2 separate regions of the Mus musculus genome follow, and region 2 is linked to region 1. Evidence: chromatin loops called from intact Hi-C (ENCODE). Cell type or tissue: left cerebral cortex. All regions are shown on one strand. Links, peaks and the distances in the headings refer to the core of each region. The heading gives the core; the rest is flanking DNA.

The links. Peaks named below come from ENCODE experiments on the same cell type or tissue, not always from the same donor. Only the 100,000 strongest peaks of a DNase experiment are listed, where the experiment ranks them.
Region 2: it touches region 1 in a loop (7-fold over the local background); 1 of 42 quality-filtered maps calls a loop at or near these places.

What each region holds. Positions count from the first base shown.
Region 1 is chr5:72,440,740-72,449,464 of GRCm38, forward strand. The region is part of intron 3 of Corin (corin, serine peptidase); the gene reads right to left. Among named protein-coding and RNA genes, the nearest start is that of Gm23712, 26 kb to the left of the region's middle. In left cerebral cortex, for the core only: no CTCF peak of the experiment used is centred there; no DNase peak of the experiment used is centred there.
Region 2 is chr5:70,436,100-70,441,099 of GRCm38, forward strand. No RefSeq gene overlaps it. Among named protein-coding and RNA genes, the nearest start is that of Gm26072, 110 kb to the right of the region's middle. In left cerebral cortex, for the core only: no CTCF peak of the experiment used is centred there; a DNase peak (open chromatin) is centred at 2,945.

The sequences.
Region 1 (8,725 bases), core at 1,650-6,649:
CAAAACCACAGTAAATATGTAACACTATCACATGAGAGGCAAGAGTGGTCAAATTTTTAAAACATGAAAAATCTTTTTTCTATAGAATTTTACTATCTGCTGTCTAATATCCTTCCAGGAAACGTGGGTGGAGCTTCTGTTTGCCTTGATACACTTGCATATTTAATTAAAGAATGCCTAGTCTGAACATCATACCAGGAGAGAAGATTGTGCCAGAGATATTAGTTTGCCTTAACTTGCCCAAAATGCATCATTTTAAGTTCTGGGTTTTACCTCAGAGCTTTCCCCTGGCAATGGCCCTACATTTGTTTGCCCTGTCTCCAGAGCCTGTGGATCTGGAAATCAAGAAGTGAAGCTCTGTACACAGTGCTGCTCAGTAGTTTGGGGAGAAAGTCATGAAAATGTTGGTCTTCTTTCCAATCTCTCCTTTGGCTCCTCTCATAAAGTCTGTTATTAATTTGGATGCTACTTCCCATGTGGTCCTCAGCCCTTTGTATGGTGACATTGTTGTGAACATTCTCAAGTTCGCTTCTGTCTGTGTATTTTCGTGCTCAGTATTGACTGAGCGACCATAGCCCTCCGGGCACTGTTCTCAGCCCAGTCTCACGCATTGTTAGTTCATTTGCTCTGCCTACAGCTTGTTATCTCAGATTCACAGCTGAGGAAACAAGGTGGAGTCGTTTCCCTAAGAGTCCACACAGCTGGCAAACGGCAAGGCAGAACTCTAACACCATGTACCTCACTCCCCACTCCAGTCCCTTTCCACCAGTCGCTGCCTCGGACACCAAGCATCATCAGCATCTTCTCACCTAATGTATATTCATTCCGAGGAGCCCCATGTACCATTGGTCTGACTTCCACAGAGGTCTCTCTCCTCACATGACCAATCCCTGTTGGACTCCTGGTGTGTGCCAGGCACAAAGAAAGTGGTAAGAAGCAAGTAAGATCCCAGCCTTTGAAACGTTGTGGTCTGGTGGGAGAGAAGACACAAAACAAATATACACTGCCTGGCCTATACAACGAGACACATGCCCACGATGCTGATGCTCAGAAGGAACCAAATCAGGGACGTACCTCCCTGGAGAGAGATGCTCACCACGACCAGAATGAACTGAGGACTACTATTAGTCAGAATCAAAATGGAGTCTCTCTGTTAGCTCTAACAATAAAATATGTAATAAATTAATCCCAGATGTTATCCACCAAGACCTCTCATCTCATTGATTAAAAGCTGGCAAGAGTAACCATCACAAAAGACTGTCAGGACCACAACCTTGCACAAGAGCCACTGCAAGCTTACACAAAGTTGTATCTGCAGGGACATCTGTGCAGCAGCCATTTCTTTCATCATGGATTGATGCTACCCTTGTGTAGTCACCCCTGTAGAGCTAATCACTTTAGTCAAGGACTGTTATTGCAAGGTATGCAATCCCCCTTCCACCTAACCAAAGCTGCCTCTTGCTTCCACCTCTGGAAATACACGTAGTTCACTATGGCAGGCTTATTCCCATAGCAGGGTTTGTTATTCACAAATGAGCTTAATTACTATTTGGAGAAACTCTGATTAGTATAGAAACTGACAGTTTTGAAAGTAAATTCCTCCTTTAAGAAATATCACAAAGCTAAAAATTCAAGCACCAAACATGTAAGCTTCAGATGCCAAAAGGAATGATTTGACCCAGCTCTTTGAGATTCTCTGAAGTTATTCTCCCACTCAAAGTTTGCTCTCTGTCCCCTGTCTTCATTGTGTCTATTGAGATACTTAAATTGACATCACTTTATATTATTTGCTGGGGATTCATAATCATCAAATGAGATCATTGAAAGGGAGCACTTCCCTTCTTGCCACTGGCTTAATTATAGAAGCTAGACTGCCCCTGAAGGGTAGAGAGCCACAGCAGTGGTCTGATTCAGAGAGCTAACCTTTCCAGACAGCAAACATATCGCAGGAGCATCCCATTTAAAGTGTCCCTGCATCTTTTCACAGTATGTCAAGTATTATCTTCATAGTAGCACTGACAAATACAGATGGACCTCACCTTCATGATGTACTGATAAATTTATTGAAATTTGCAAGTATCAGCCAGGGCTGTTGGCATAAAGTGTAACCCTAGCTACCCAGGTGACAGAAGCAAGAGGAACATGCGTTCAAGGTTCACATGGACTACAGAATGAGCTCAGGGCGAGCCTGCATGACTTAGTGAAATCCTATCTCAAAGCAACATGGAAAAAAATATATTAAAAGCAGGCTGGGGAATTGTTCAGTGGTGAAGTGTCTGTTTGACCTATGTCAGGCCCTAGGAATCCCAGGCAGTATAAATCAAAAGTCGTGTGTGTGTGTGTGTGTGTGTGTGTGTGTGTGTGTGTGTGTGTGTGTGTGGCAGTGTAGAGCCAGCAGCAGTTGCTTGCCTGTGTGACTAGGTGGCTGACTGGAAGCTGGGGGTTTGTCACTGCCCAGAATCACAGAACATAGTATCACACTCCGCCAGAGCAGGAGAAAGTTCCCAACTCAAAGTAGAGTTTCCACTGCATGCATGCCAAAGAAACGAAAGTCAAGCAACTGTATGTTCCTTAGAGACCTGATCCCACCACCCTCCCACATCGAAGAAATGAATTCTTCACTAGAATGTCACTGGGGGTATACCCAATAATTATTCAAAGAATAATAGATGAGACTAAATCGAAAAACCTCTTGGCTTTAAAAGACTTTTTTTTTTTTATTGAATGATAGCCAAGTAGCTTTAGAAAGCCAGGGTATCTGAGACACAATGGCCTTGTTTCTGCTGCTGACTAACATTGCTGCTATTGATTTCAATAACCTGTTCCCTAGATGTCTTGACAGTGTGGGAGGTGGCCCACACTGTTGCCTTCATAAGATCTATTTATGTCTTTGACTACTGTCTGGACAGTACCTCTGTAGTTGAGAGGGGAGCCTCTCTTTCCTGTCTCTACAAAGCTACACCCTTGACCTTCTGTCATTCTCGTTGGCTTTAGCAGGAGATCTCACCAGAGTAAAGGGAAGGCAGAGGCTCTTTGAACCAAGTTCAAGAGGGGGAGAAATATGAAGAGGAAACACGGCACACAGAGTGCCACAGAGCACCCTCAGGACAGTGGGAGCACAAAGAACAGTACTGAGTGACAACTGTAGGAGGCTCTGCAAACTCTTGTGAAAGCTCGCTGCTCTGGGTCTGAGAAACAGACCACTCACAAAGCTGAGAGATCTCTAAAAGCAACAACAGTACTACTTAGTTTTCTCTTTACAGTGGCCAAATGCCTCATAAGCAACTTTAGGAAAGAAGGGTTTGTCCCATCTTACATTGAGAGGATGCTGGATACAGTCCATCAGGGCGCGTATTGGGGGAGGGGCGTCAGGCAGCTGCTCATGAGACAGCTGGGCACATTGCGCATCTGCAGCCTGGAGCACACAGAAGCTAATGCTGGATTCTCCACTAGCTGGGACTCCATTCCAGAAAACAGCGCCACCTACGTCGGTGTGAGCCTCACTCAGTTAATTCAATCTAGAATATCTCTCGCCCGGGGAAGTGGTGGTGCTCACCTTTAATCCCAGCACTCGGGAGGCAGAGGCAGGTGAATTTCTGAGTTCGAGGCCAGCCTGATCTACAGAGTGAGACCCAGGACAGCCAAGGCTATGCAGAGAAACCCTGTCTCAAAAAAACAAAAACAAAAACAAAAATCTCTCACTACTGGAATGGAATGGAGACTCAGAAACAAATCCACATATGTGCCATCAATTACTTTTGATAAAGATGCCAAGAACAAGTAATAGAGAAAGGATGAACTCTTCAACAGGGTTAAGAAAAACAGGTACTGACGTGCAGTCTAACTCAAATGGATCCTGATCTCACGCCATATTCAAAACCAATTCAAAATGGATCAAAAACTTAAAGATAAAACTTGGAACTGTAGGAAGACACAAGAACAATCTACAGTGGCCTAGGCCTGAGCAATAACTTAAGAATATGCTATCCAAAGTGCAGAGAGCACAAGACAAGACAGACAAATGGTACTATGTCAAGCTAAACGCCTTCTGCACAGACAAGGAAGCAATCAACATTACAGAGAGGCCCCTATGAAGTAAGAGAAAAATATTTGCAAATCATGAATCTGATTCTTATCTGGATCAGAGTTAATGCCTTAAATACAGAAAGAATTTAACAAGAAAAAAAATCCGATTATCAAAAAAGTCCAAGCATCTAGCTGAACAATTCTCAAAAGAAAACACACTACATAAAAAAGAAGTATAATATTGCTAGTCACCACATAAAATGTTAATTAAAACCACAAAAGACATAACTTCATACCTGCTAGACTGGTTCTTATTTAAAAAGAAAGAAAATGGCAAATATTGGTGAATATGTGGTATGTATTAATATAGATATAGTGGAAAGAAGTTTCTCAAAACATTAAAAATACAATTACTAAATGATCCAGACATTCCAATCATAGATAAATAAAGGATAAAAACATCAGACTATTAAATAGATGTCTCATCAACATTATTTGTAAGAGCTAATATTTCGACTCAGCCAACGATATAAACTTATAAAATTATGTGATGTTGGGTATATTATAGAATATTGTTCATCCTTTTCAAAAGAAGAAAGTCTTTGGCTGGGGATATAGCTCAGTGGTGGATTGCTTGTCTAACTGAAGTCGTGGTTTCAAACTCTGTCATTTGCAGCAACATGGGTGAACCTGGAGAACATTGTGTTAAATGAAATAAAGCTAAGCACAAAAATCAAACAATCGCATGAATTTACTCATATGTGAAATCTAAAAATGTCAAGCTATCAAGAACAGATTTATATCAGGGATGGAGAGATGGCTCAGGGGTCAAGGGCACTGATTCCTCTTCCAGAGGACGAGTTTCAATTCTTAGCACCAACATGTGGTTAACACGTGTAGTTACTGTTCCGGGACATTCAACTCTCTCTTCTGGCCTCTGGGGAACTGTTCACACACACGGTACACAGACATGCATGCAGACAAAACACTCATACACATAGAATAAAATAAAACATAATAATAATTTAAAATATTTTTAAGACCAAAGTAATATTATAGTTGCCAGGGGCTGGTGTGAGAAGAGGTGATCACTGGGAGACATTGTTTACAGGGCACAAAATTTCAGTAAGACTGGGAGAATGACTGTGGTAGGCCTATTGTACAATACTATGAGTACAGGTACTGATATGTATTATACACGTTGAAAGTTGTTAAAAGATACCTGGTATGTATTCTCTATAAATACATACATACATGCATACATAGATACATACACATACACACACACACACACACACACACACACACACACACACACACACACACACACACAAATGTCAGTCACAAAGAGAAACCCAGATACCGTGACAACAGCTTTTTCTCATACTTCAGAGCCAGGACTTTGCATTGAGGAGAAAATGTTTGCAAGTCCTCACCTATGGCCCAATTAGACAGAAGTCTTAGTCTATTCCCTGCTGTAGGGCAAAGTCAACCCAGGTCAGAAACACATCAGCTGAGCGGAATGATGACGGTCATCTGCTACACTCGACAACTAACAGAGAAGGGAACGTTCCGTCAGAGTCATTCCTGAGGCCAGCCGATTTGAAAGGATTTCGTGTCCTCCAAAAATTAACGAGAGTGTCCAAGTAAGATAAGGGGAAGCAGGAGGCTTCCTTAGGCAGCCTCGTGTACCAGATTCCGATGCCATCAACTGTGTATTACATCCCCATAAATGTTTGTTCAGATGCCCCGCCAACTTAGAATCCCTTAAACCTCAAACATGTAGTCTGAAGAATAACTAGAGTTCTGAATCTCCAAGGCAAGGCCATAAGGGAAGACATGTGACAAATGCATCATAGGAGCCTGTAAACAAATATATAGAATTTTTGAAGTACACAGGTATTAGTTCTATTTACATTGGTGTGATATGGCAGGACTGAGGTGGGGGGGGGTATTTATTTCTAGCTCATGGTTCCAGAGTTGGAAAAAACCGATTATCTGTTTGGGTCACATGACAGGAATAATAATTGTGATTGTTCTTGATGGGGCCCCAGAGTCCTGAACTCTGTATGGGAAGGATGCTGCTGACAACTGTAGGCGCACATGTTTACGGAGGTTGATGGTGCTTGTGTAACCCCCAGGATCTTCTACTTCACATGGTCAGCAGACACAGGGCCCCTTGATCCCTAAACTCCAGAATAAGCAGGGACTTCTGATTTGAGGTCTCCATTTCTTTCTCACAGAAATCTTCCTACATAATTCATTTTAAAACGTCCATCGGTGCTAAACAACAAATAGTGAAATAACATACTTGCTGTGGCTTAACAGCCATCAGCTTATCAAACATCGGGGCTCTGATAATGCGTATCCTGGAGGACGTTCTGCAGAGCAAATGTACAAACGCTAACCAAAGCCAACTAAGCTGAGTCCGACTTCTCAATAAATGAGTGGAGAATTCAAAGGCAATTCTAAGGAGAGCGGTGTAAAATTCTACCTTCCCAACTTTGTAAGGTAATAAAATGTCCATGTATACAAGGTTGGCCTCCCATTTGTTATAATTTGGATGGTAAAGTCTCGGTTCTATCATCTGAAGACACATGTGTTATACATTTTTTAGTTTACTAATATAATAAGAGTTTGTTGAAAAATTCAAGAAAATTCAAAGTTCCACAGAGTACGTATGGACACTGCGAGCCATAATGCATTTGGTTTTGTATCTCTGAGTCTGGAGTGTCTATGGAAGTTGCTCATGGACTTTCAAAACCTATTTGGAAGCTCTTTTATAATAAGACATAGGCACCAACGGTTTTAGCTACTGCCTGTTGTAACAGCAGAGTAGCCGTGTAGAAAGTGTTCCAGTAGGAAACCAAGCATTGCAGAAACCTTCCCAGAAATGCAGCAAATGAAGAGAAGAACAGGCAAGTCTGTCATACAAAGGGATATGAGTTTGATGTAATTAAGTATGGAAGCTATAGATTATACCCTTAAACTAAAATATAATTTATAATTATAATTAAAACAATCGGGAGGAAATGGGTTTTTTTATAACATTAAAATTGAATAAGTTAGCAAAATATATATTTTTGGTGAATTCAAGTGGATCATATTTTTAATCTCTCAAACCATAAATAATACCTTCAGGTCTCAAGGCAATTAATTATCAGCCATGGGCTGGATGGATGAGGTTTTTATCATACTTAACTTTACGGTCCATGGAGACAACCCAGAATGAGTGCCCAACAAATAACTGCAGATAGACAAACACCCCATAGAATGTTAAACCAAACACTCTGGAATCAAAATATCTCATAAAACTCAGAAGTGGACATAGGCATCAGGAGAAGTTTTCACAGCTTACCCTAATTATAAACACGTGTTCAAAAGTCTGTTCATGAAATACTGCCAAGCAGCGAGATAAAGGAATAATACACGCCAACACAAAAACATGAGGGATGGTCTGCATCAAACATGGACAGACAGAAAGCTTTGAGTTTGGAAAATTTCTTCACTGTACTCATTTTCAACTACAGCTATGTGAAAAGGCTTATTCTTCAAAGACACAAGAAATAGCCAACAGACTCCCACTGGTGAGGCTACCCAAATCCCTGAGACAGTCAGCAAACCAAGTGACTGGGGCCAAAAATCATGCACAGTATCAATTCTTTAAGAATCACATAGTCACACACACAGTGAAGCAGGCCGCTCAGCCTGGCTTGAGTTTTCACTTGGTATCTGAGCCTTTGGTTTCTAAAGGATCACTTCCTGCTTTGAGTGTGGCCAGGATCATTTTTTTTTTTTTTGACCTACTGATATCAATGTGCTACCGTGCATTTTTTTTTTTTTCTAGATGGATCAAGGGTGTTGGGCTGTTCTTCCTAAAGGGGAAGTGACAATGGATCTGGATAGGAAACATTTGAGCCACAAACATTTTCAGTGTGACTGATCTTGTTCTTATTTGCTATATCAATCTGCTGTGGGACCATGACCTTTAGGGGTACCTATTTACATGAGGGGTAAGTCAGGATTTGCTTAGGAGAAACGGTTGCAGGACAATCCCCGAAATGATGATGATAAAGATGATATTAATGATAATGATAATGATGGTGATCATGATGATATTAGAAGAGTGACACAGAAACTGTCCCCTCTCCTCTTCCAAAGCCCAGCCCTGCTCATCAGATTAAGTTTGCTGTCTCTGGGAAATCTAATACATCTCAGGGAAAGCATGAAAAGATGGGGTAGGGAAGAAAGGAGAGCAGGGAAGCGTTTCCTCCTCTCTCATTAGCTGTCCAGGTCTTCACCAGAAACCTGACACCCAAGTGAGCATTCCACAGCTTGCATGCAACAATTACCCAGCAATTCACTTGTTCATAGTGAGATGCTTATACCAGTCATGTCGAAATCTCCTAACTGTACTTTCAGCCTGGACAATTTGATTTAATATGGAGAAGGGGGCCTGGTAAGACTCAACAACTGGCTATGGCCATTTGGATGCAATCCTGGTACCCAGTGGAACACTTAAGGGGAGATGTTCATGTGTCATGACCATAGCAACTCTGCAAGCGATCCTAAGACCTAAGGAGCCAGAAGGCCAGCTAGACACCCCAGATTATGCTTCTCTATATGAAGGTCCCTTCATTAGAATGTAGACCTTAGCAGTCAGACAAAGAATTTGGGCTCTCAGTGAACTGTATAAGAG
Region 2 (5,000 bases), core at 1-5,000, 2.0 Mb before region 1:
CTATCCCAAAAGTCACCCATACCCTCCCCCCTCCACTCCCCTACCCATGCACTCCCACTTTCTGGCCCTGGCGTTCCCCTGTACTGGGGCATATAAAGTTTGCATGTCCAACGGACCTCTCTTTCCAGTGATGGCCGACTAGGTCATCTTTTGATACATATGCAGCTAGAGTCAAGAGCTCCGGCGTACTGGCTAGTTCATAATGTTGTTTCACCTATAGGGTTGCAGATCCCTTCAGCTCCTTGGGTACTTTCTCTAGCTCCTCTATTGGGGGCCCTGTGATCCATCCAATAGCTGACTGTGAGCATCCACTTCTGTGTTTGCTAGGCCCCGGCGTAGTCTCACAAGAGACAGCTATATCAGGGTCCTTTCAGCAAAATCTTGCTAGTGTATGCAATGGTGTCAGCTTTTGGAGGCTGATTATGGGATGGATCCCTGGATATGGCAGTCTCTAGATGGTCCCTCCTTTTACCACAGCTCCAAACTTTGTCTCTGTAACTCCTTCCATGGGTGTTTTCTTCCCAATTCTAAGAAGGGGAAAACTGTCCACACTTTGGTCTTCATTCTTCTTGAATTTCATGTGTTTTGCAAATTGTAACTTATATCTTTTGGTATTCTAAGTTTCTGGGCTAATATCCACTTATCAGTGAGTACATATTATTTGAGTTCTTTTGTGATTGGGTTACCTCACTCAGGATAATGCCCTCCAGGTCCAATCATTTGCCTAGGAATTTCTTAAATTTATTCTTTTAAATAGCTGAGTAGTACTCCATTGTGTAAATGTACCACATTTTTTTGGTATCCATTCCTCTGTTAAGGGGCATCTGGATTCTTTCCAGCTTCTGGCTATTATAAATAAGGCTGCTATGAACATAGTAGAGCATGTTTCTTTCTTACTAGTTGGAACATCTTCTGGATATATGCCCAGGAGAGGTATTGCAGGATCCTCCTATAGTACCATGTCCAATTGTCTGAGAAACCGCCAGACTGATTTCCAGAGTGGTTGTACAAGCTTGCAATCCCACCAACAGTGGAGGAGTGTTCCTCTTTCTCCACATCCTCGCCAGCATCTGCTGTAACCTGAATTTTTGATCTTAGCATTCTGACTGGTGTGAGATGGAATCTCAGAGTTGTTTTGATTTGCATTTCCCTGATGATTAAGGATGCTCAGCTTGCTTTCTTATAGAACCCAAGACTACCAGCCCAGAGATGGTTCCACCCACAAGGGGCCCTCCCCACTTAATCACTAATTGAGGAAAATGCTCCACAGCTGGATCTCATGGAGTCATTTCCCCAACTGAAGCTCCTTTCTCTGTGATAACTCCAGCCTGTGTCAAGTTGACACACAAAACCAGCCATTACGAAAGTTCTTTGTATTTTATCTGTGAACAAAGTTATCAAAGGTGGGATAGAAAACCTCAGTTGACATAAAATACTTATGACAACAAGCACATCCCTGTAGATATTCATAGAAAAAAATGTGTGAATTTTAGATACAGATTATTGAACAATAGCATCTTACCCATAATTCCAAAATTAACAGAGATCTGGGGACCTCTGATGTGATTCTGTGCACATTCTCTGAAGAGACACTGATGTGCCCGATGACAAAGTGCTTCTTACTATTTACTCTCACACTCTACATTCGAACATGTATGCTTTTTTTCCAAAAGTCTTCACTAAGATAGTATCCACCTCCACTACTATTGGAGAGATGAAAATAATACATGAAGTCAAGAGGAAAACATGATAGGTTAGGATTACAGGAAAAGGCAGATGAGAGAAAGTGGAGATAGATTTAACCAAAATATATGCTGCATTCATGTATAAATTCTCACCCAATAACTTCTTAATACATCATTAGAGTAGAGGAAGAAGAATTATATAACGAGTTCTGTATCCCAGAACTTATTATCCAATGTTAGCTCTAGAACAGTTCCAAACTGAAGTCACATCTTTCTTAGCACAGGGTCACATGGATCCTTTGTGTCTGAAGCAGGTTCTTGTATAACTGACATGCCTAGCTGGAATGCATTGAAAGGGTGATGTTTTAGGGCTGGAAATACATCCTAGAGACTAAGATCAGATCTTAGTGCTTAACCAAAGGGCCTAGGGTTGGTTCCCACCACCCATTTTGTGCTACACAGAACCACCTGTTGTGGGGCAGTGGGCTGTGAAAGGTAGCCTAGTTCCTGGTTAAGCTAAGGATCTAAGCCCTGGAGATCTTAAAGGATGGTAGGCATTTGCCTGTTCCCCAGCACCCGGCCCCTTTTACATAGCTACAGTCACCATAGTCCTCTGTAGAGAGTTTTATGGCCATCAGCAACATAGGAGCTGTACCCCAAGCCCTCCCCATGTAGGTGAGGTATCCCCCCAAGCTCTCAGACTAAGCCAAAAGGAAGTACCTACTGTGAGACACTGACTCACTCAAAAACTGTATATATGGATCCTATCCAGAAGGGATAAATGTGTGTGAGAACCTTGACAAGACTAAGGGCCTCTCCTCCCATTGATGACCAACTAGGCCATCCTCTGCTACATATGCAGCTAGAGACACGAGTCCCATCATGTGTTTTCTTTGATTGGTGGCTTAGTCCCAGGGAGCTCTGGGGGTACTGGTTAGTTCATATTGATGTTCCCAATATAGGGGACTGCCAGGGCCAGGAAGCAGGAGTGGGTGCGTTGGGGAGCAGGATGAAGAGGGAGATGGGAGGGGATTTTCAGAGAGGAAACTAGGAAAGGGAATAACATTTGAAATGTAAATAAAGAAAATATCTAATAAAAAAATAAATGGTATGTGAGAATTACTGTGTCCTCTGAGAGCTTCTGTCATAAGAGTTGTAACACTTGTAACACTTCTCTGCTTGGGGTAGAGATCTGCTCTCCAGAAAACGCCCACCAAAAGCTTCCCTGCACTCCTCACTGGCTAGTAAGCTTCCCGCAGACTCAGCCTGGCCCAATTCAGCTCACAGTGACCAATGAAGCATCTTGGAGCAACTAAAGAAGCAGTGGCCAAGACAGAGGTGGGGGCAGCTGCAGTAGTGGAGGCAGCAGAGGCAATTCCTCTCCCTGCTCCTGTTCTCTCTCCTTCACCTGAACCCTCGGACCTGGCAGGGCCAGAGTTCTCCATGGAAAGTCTCCAGTACACAGGCCCACAACCTATAGCTAGTTTTCCTCTCTGATTTCTATGAGCACTTGCATACATGTAATACTCATAGAAACAGACCTGTAGGAGGGCACATAATAGAGCTGTTGGAGTGGACATATGTGTGCACATGTTCACACACACACAAATAAACCAACATTTAAAGTAGAGTCTGGCGATCTGATGTGGTATGATGACTACATAGTATGCACAAGAATGTACGCAGTATCTACGTAAAAAATGTCTGTGTCTGTAAAGGATGCAGTCTAAAGGACATAGAGTCTTCAGGCTTCCAAAGCACAGATTAAGACAGAGATGACGATGGAGCTTTTATTGAACACTCAGAAGAAAACTAGCAAGTGGAAAGCCTTGAACTGAGAAAAAAATACAGAAATGGATAGTTTTCATTTTGAAATGGCTATTTTAACAAAAATAAATAAAAGCGAGTAATGTAGTTATTTGGTTTTAATTTTTATTTCCCACAATGTTAACGAAATGTTTTCACTTAGTTTTTTTTCCCCGATTTTCAGACAATGTTGTGAACTTTCAAACAAAACTACAAAAATATTTATACATTTAGACCTTTTCCTAAAATAAAATTGCATACTATAAAATAAATGCCTTTCCTATTTTCGTGTATGTATTTTTATTATTTATAACTACATTGATTATTTAAATAGATAACTTCTTCCAAGAAGTTATGAACCACAGCAACAATCAGTATATTTGGGGAACTCAGTGCTTAAATAATTAAATTCAGTGCTCAAAATACCAATGTTATCGCATCTTATTGACATATTTGTAAACCACTAGCATCTTTCGTATCTTTTTTTATCTGACATATCTGTCATAATTTGACATTCAGTGAAACATCGACTACAGAAAATAACAGAAAAGAGAGAAATACTTAGCTTCTACAGAGTTTCTATAAATTGTTCTGGCTGCAGATGGTCTAAAGATTGAGTGATTATAACCAAGATTTTAGCCTACTCACTTACCAGTTAATATTGAGACAGATTTGTGTTCATGTACCAGCTCATGGGGTGTTACTTTTTTCCCTGTACTGTGGTTTGTAGCTTTAGTTCTCTCTAATGCTAGAATTTGCACCCTGCAGTCTTCCTGTAGGAAAGCTGCGGGAAAACTTGTAGCATGACAAAATTGACATCTGAGAAACAAAACACTGAACAAAAAATAAAGTAATAGAATTTTTTTTTGAAAAGGAAATGAAGTAAAGAGAAAGTGTCCACCAGGGATAATATGGCAGCCATATTAAGTCCCATTCTAGAATTCTCCCAAAGGAGAGGGCACCACAGCCATAGGTAATCATTAGTGAACCCTCTAACTGGGGTTAGAGGACACAAGAACATGTGTATAAAACTAGCTGTATATGTAAGTTCTCTGTGTATTTGTTCCAAAATAATGCAAACTTTATTAATAGCATTTCTTTAGTAATAATAAAAATTATCATAAAATATCCAGTTTAAAAAAACACATAAGTTTTATTTATCTTACAATTCTTAAAAACAAGCCTCGCTGCGTTAAAATGATAAATGAAGGAAGACTCTGAGCTTTACCCCTCACATAGAGGGTTGGCTTCTCTGTGCTTCATTGACACATATAAGGTATTGCTACACTTGTGATCCTACTAATGCCTTAGTCTCCTGACTCTTTCATACAAGTAATCTTATGAGTATGACAAGCTTATTGGGATATAAATAGCATAAACTTTTCACCTCACTGTCTTTCATTTAATTGCATCACAATCATAAAGTTTAGTAGGTAGATATTTGTAGAGGGAATATTACCCAACCTATCATACGAAGCAATCCTAACATGCATTATGTAACTATTTTTT